Linked DNA regions of Homo sapiens: region 1 is linked to region 2. The links are chromatin contacts, found by Hi-C in ENCODE. All regions are on one chromosome and are shown on one strand. The core of a region is the stretch at or near the end of the contact, and the rest is flanking DNA. Distances in the headings are between cores, read along the strand shown. Region 1 overlaps TMEM43 (transmembrane protein 43). Region 2 holds the start of MKRN2 (makorin ring finger protein 2).

What was found. Hi-C counts contacts between places; a loop is a spot of excess contacts on that map. Pooled maps may share reads with other maps.
Region 1: a loop to region 2 is called in a pooled map, with 6 times the contacts of the local background. The contact joins the enhancer-like site here to the promoter of MKRN2 in region 2. A Hi-C loop is called at or near these places in 2 of 50 pooled maps.

The regions. Positions count from the first base shown.
Region 1 is chr3:14,143,186-14,145,885 of GRCh38, forward strand. It overlaps TMEM43 (transmembrane protein 43), which reads left to right. Exons shown (of 12, transcript NM_024334.3): 12 at 1-495. XPC (XPC complex subunit, DNA damage recognition and repair factor) reads right to left here. Exons shown (of 16, transcript NM_004628.5): 16 at 1,962-2,700. Among named protein-coding and RNA genes, the nearest start is that of XPC-AS1, 5.0 kb to the right of the region's middle. RefSeq lists enhancers at 562-1,249, 1,595-1,704 and a silencer at 644-938. Within about 2 kb of position 1,451, at least 34 of the 41 ENCODE cell types and tissues checked have a DNase peak (open chromatin) inside an H3K27ac peak, as active enhancers do.
Region 2 is chr3:12,555,675-12,558,374 of GRCh38, forward strand. It overlaps MKRN2 (makorin ring finger protein 2), which reads left to right and starts at 1,413. Exons shown (of 8, transcript NM_014160.5): 1 at 1,413-1,502. The coding sequence starts at 1,477. It also overlaps a transcript of MKRN2OS not described here. RefSeq lists enhancers at 1,033-1,142, 1,193-1,252, 1,640-2,163, 2,073-2,132 and a silencer at 1,423-1,512.

The sequences.
Region 1 (2,700 bases), core at 201-2,700, 1.6 Mb after region 2:
TGTGTACCTTTTCTGTCATATTCAGAAACCGTTTTGTGCCTGCTGGGAGTAATTCCTTTAGCAATTAAGTATTTGGTAGCTGAATAAGGGGTCAGAACTTCTGAAACCAGAGATCTGTAATCATCTCTATTGGCCTGGGGTGCCTGTGCTATAAATGAGTTTCTTCACATGAAAAACACAGCCAGCCCAAGATGACTTATCTGGGTTTAGGATTCAATAGTATTCACTAACTGCTTATTACATGAGCAATTTCATCAAATCTCCAAACTCTTAAAGGATGCTTTCGGAAAACACGCTGTATACCTAGATGATGACTAAATGCAAAATCCTTGGGCTTTGGTTTTTTTCTAGTAAGGATTTTAAATAACTGCCGACTTCAAAAGTGTTCTTAAAACGAAAGATAATGTTAAGAAAAATTTGAAAGCTTTGGAAAACCAAATTTGTAATATCATTGTATTTTTTATTAAAAGTTTTGTAATAAATTTCTAAATTATCTTCTGGTGTGGGACTTTAACAAACATCCTATTTTTAGTTTCAGATTTTTTTTTTTTGGCATTCTTTCCAAAATGTCTGTAAAGAATTCAGCCATAGGATTTATTGAGAACTGAATTTTGTGGAAATCTGAGCTTTCAGTGCTTAAAATAAGTTAATTTTTTTTTAAGGGCAACTCAGTATCTAGCACTCAGAAGTCCACACTGAAGCCCACTTTGTTTTGGCTTGATTTAAAGTGAATGACTCAGGCTTCATGCATCTTCAGAATGTGCTAGAAAAAGTGGAAGGGGCAGCAGTGTGCTCCACTGCCAGAGGCATCCTGAGTTGACACGGGAGACCTGAGTTCTGAGCCAAAGATTGCTACATACTGGCTGTGATGTTGGGTAAATCAACGATTTGAGTCTGTTCCCTCATCAGTACAATGGGAATAACACTTGTCCACCTCACAAAGTTGTTGTGAGGGCCAAATGAGACAAAGCCCATAGAATGCCTGACACATGAGGCATTAATTTTTCATTCATTTTGCTTCCTGTTCTGAAAGGCGGCTGCTAACTGCCCACTCTGATGCTAGCAGTTTGCTTTATTTTTTACAAGCACGTGAGTGAGAACTTTCCCAAACCTACTCTTCTGTTTCTCAGAACCTACTGTTTCATTTAAATAATGCCTCCTTGTAGCTGACATATGCCTGAAGAAGTTATTTCTGCAGAGACATGGCAATGCCATCATCTCAAAACCCCAGAAAGACAAGCGTGGTGGTGCATACCCATGGTCCCAGCTACTCAGGAGGCTGAGAGGATTGCTTGAGGCTGCAGTCAGCTGGGATCACACCACTAGCTGGGATCACACCACTGCACCCCAGCCTGGGCAAGAGTGGAACCCTCCCTGTCTCAAAAAATAATTTAAAAAAAAAAATAACAGAAAACAAGTTGCCTCTATAGGAGGGCCGAGCTCTGGTGAGGAAGTGTGAGACCAGTTTCCATAGCAACCCCAGTCTGTTTCTCAACAAGAGGTTCCAGCCAGCCTCTTGCCACATATGAGTCATAACTCAAGTGTTTTGTTTGTTTCCCTTGGATAAAAGTGACTCCGATTTTTAATGGCTCCTCTCAAAGATTAACATCTCTTCACTAAATACAGAAGAATTCCATATGTAATGAATTTCCAGCCTCCATGAAAACAAAATGGACTCTTTCATGCTGTCTCAACATATGAATACATTGCTCTGTCACCTGGGTGTTATTACCGACTTAAATCTGAAAGAAGCTGGGCACGGCAGTGGTGTGTGGGTGCCTGCAGTCCTGAGGAGCTGGGACTGTTTCCCGAACAATGCCTTTCCACCACACACGGTGGTTGTGAGGGCCAGCTGAGGCAAAGCCCTCAGGAAGACCACTCAAGCCCAGGAGTCCAGCCTGCGCAAGACAGTAAGACCCCTTAAAAAAAAAAAAATCTGAAAGAAAATATAGAGCCAAATCTTTAGATAAATGCTTTATTATTTTCTCAAAATGTTATAAAAGTCATTTCTCCTTAGTACAGAGAGCTTTATACATTTTATCTAGTAATGAATACAATCTAGTTTAACACTCATCTATTTTACTAACATTTCCTTAATTTTCAATTCGTATTTTTCCTTTTCTTTCCTGATTTTAGCTTTTTTTAGGCTTCTGTCACCACAAAATGTTACTTGGAAAACTAGATCCCAGCAGATGACCTGTACTTCTCTGCTCTCTCCCCTACTGCAAAGAGGCAGTGAGGGCAGCATTAGTAAGCCTGACTCAGGGGAAGGTAAGTGGCCTGCAGAGAAATGGTCCTAGGTCCGCAACCGAGGCGAGTGAACTTGTCGGACAGATGAAGACTCTAACTGGAAGAAACGATCAGCGCATTCACGGATGCACCACCATCCAGAAATCTCCCGGTGGCTTCCATACAAAAACTGATGTTTCTAAAGATGGAAAGAACAGGTCTAGGAGGCAGAAGAGTATCTCCTAGCAAAGTGTTCTGTAGCTCAAAGGGTGAGTGGGCTTTGGTAGCAAAAAGCTTTGAAGGCTTCACCCTGGGTGAATCTGACAAGGGCTGGAGCCAGACGGGACCTGCAGCACCTCCTCAGCTTGGCCTCGTCTCCCCTGACCCCGCCTCCGTGCATGCTGCCTCAGTTTGCCTTCTCAGCAGAGAAGCCCCCACCACCAGGGGCTGGGCATGCCCAGGGCAGGTGTG
Region 2 (2,700 bases), core at 163-2,662:
CAAGCAATGACCTTTGTAAAGTATTGCCTGGGAAGGACCATAAGGAAGCCCTTCTGGGGTGTCGATAATATCCAGCCCCCACCCACCCCCTGCAGCCTCGACTGCAGTGAACTATGCTCAAAGGATCCTTCCGGCTCAACCTCTCCTTACTCCAGCATTTTGAAGTTTAGTCGAGCATGGTGTCGCGCACCTGTATTCCCAGCTGCTGGGGAGGTTAAGGCAGAGGACTGCTTGAACTATGATGGCGCCACTGCACTCCAGCCTGGGCGACAGAGCAAGACCCTGCCTCAAAACAAAACAAAAAATTCTTTATTTTGATCTGGGTGGTAGTTTCATGAGTGTATGCATGTGCAAAAATTCATAGAATGTGTTTGGTGCACTTATATTGTGCATGTTATGTATCTCGAGTTTTTAAGCAATGAGAAACCATTGTAAGATTAAAAGGTGAATGACATGATCCGATTTATGTTTTAAAAATAGATTTTTACCAGGAACGGAAGCCAGAAGACCAGTTAAAAGGCTATCGCATGGCTGGCCAGGCGTGCACGCCTGTAATTCCAGCTACGTGGAAGGCTGAGAGGCAGGAGAATCGCTTGAACCCGGGAGGCGGAGGTTGCAGTGAGCCGAGATCGCCCCACTGCACTCCAGCCTGGGCAACAAGAGAGAAACTCCGTCTCAAAAAAATAAAAAATAAAATAATAATAATTAAAAAAAAAGGTATCGCATGGTGCTAGGTAGAAGGGACGGTGGAAAGGGGGCAGAAGAGGACGCATTGGACAGAGGTGTGGGAGCAGAATCTGCAGGGTATAGAGAGCTAGAGGGAAGTGTCAAAAATAACTTTTGGGGTTTCCACCATAGGAAATGGAAGACGAGCAGCACAAGACTGGCAGGAAAGAAAATGAAGACTAAAACTTGTGGAAGTAGAGATTTGGGGAAAGAGCAGTTGGGAGAGAGCTAAGGAATTTCCTTAAGTGGGAGGCGAGGTCCGGCGGGAACAGTTGAGGCAGGGCCTGAGAAGGGTGCCCAGTGAGTGCGAGTATGAATGGATAGGGGCATCCGGGATTAAGAGGAGAGGCTGGAGTTTCCCCAGGAGTGGTGAAGTGCCTCGAAGGAGGCGGGAGATCCCTAAGGAATACTCTTGGCGATCGGGGCAGAATCGCAGGCACTAACAGTAGGCATCGGGATAAGACTGGCAGGACTAAGATGCCAGCCAGGCTCCGCCCCGGAGGCTTGGAAGTGCGGGACACCGAGAGCAGGGATGCCGGGACAGCCGGCCCGATCCCCGGTGCGGAACCAATTGTGACGACGGCTAGGTTACCCGCCGGCGCTACAAAGGTGCCACACCGGAGGGGCGGCGTGCGCCGGCGTGCGCCGGCGTGACGCGGCTACGCGGGATGGGCCGGGCCAGGGCCAAGGCCGAGGCGGCAGCGGCTGCGAGAGGCGGCGGCACGACGACGGTCCCTCAGCCCAGCCACCATGAGCACCAAGCAGATCACTTGCAGGTCAGTGCGCTGGAGCCAGGAGCTTCGGGCCGCTCCCCCAGGCCGCAGGGGGGCCGGTGCGCGCCAGTGCTGTGGTCCGGGAACCTGAGGCTAGAGCGGGACTCGGAAAGTTACTCGGCTGTTCGCGGCGGGGCTTTGCGAGGCAGAGCGAGCGCTGCCGCCACAGCCGGGGATCCGGGGGATGCGTGGCCGAGACGCTGGGCGAGGCCAGCGCGGGGGGCTACGCCCCGAGTTTGAAGCGTGGCCCCTGTGGGCTGGGAGGAAGGACGTCCTAGCCAGGGCCGTGCAGGATGCCGGGGCGCTGTCGGGAAGGCTCTGGGGCTTACGCTTTAACTGGAAAAGATTTGAAGTTGAGTAAAGGGACGCCGAGAGGACGGTTACAAATGGGGATACCACATAGGAGTAATTTGTTAATCGATTATGAGGGCCTCAAAGTTTGGAGAATCCAGATGCAATCTAAACTTGCAGAGAGTTAACAAGTAAAAGTTGTTGTGTGGAAAATAACGACAGGTAGCATATTGTGAATATCGGCGAAGCGCCCTGCATATTTCCAAGTCCTTTATATTCATTATCATCAGACTTCACAGTAAGACAACTTAGTAGTTATTATTACCATTTTACAGTGCAGGAAACTGAGACCGAAAGACGTTGACACTCATTTATCTTACTGAGAGAGCCATTTACGAGGAGAAATGCGACGGTAATGGATGGTTTATTGTAGAAAATAGCCAGATAGCTACACTACGACTGCTCCTATGAAATAGAATAGTGTGGTTGTGTAACACCCTCATTGCTTGGTCAGCTTGTGGCTTACTGGTAATGGAGTCTAGTCCTATTGAATTGTATGTTTGGAAAACGCAAATTGAATTGTATGCTTGGAAAATGCAAATTTCATTTAATAATTTTTATGGGAAACATTGCTTAAAAACAGTTATAGAGTTTGTGTAATAAACAGTTTATTTTCTATGTTGTTACTTCTCTTCATTGGTATGAATAGTTGAGACGTGACTGTGTAGTAAGTTTTCTGTTAGCATTAGTGTACATTTACTGTTCAATTTATCCAAGGCCCAGGTGGCTTATGTTAAGCTGTTGTCAGAAATTTGCACCTAGTGTCTATAAAAAGACTTTTACTAGGTTATTTGTACTAGAAGGTGTTTTGTGAAGACGGGTTTGTGTGTGTTTACGTATTTTTATTTGT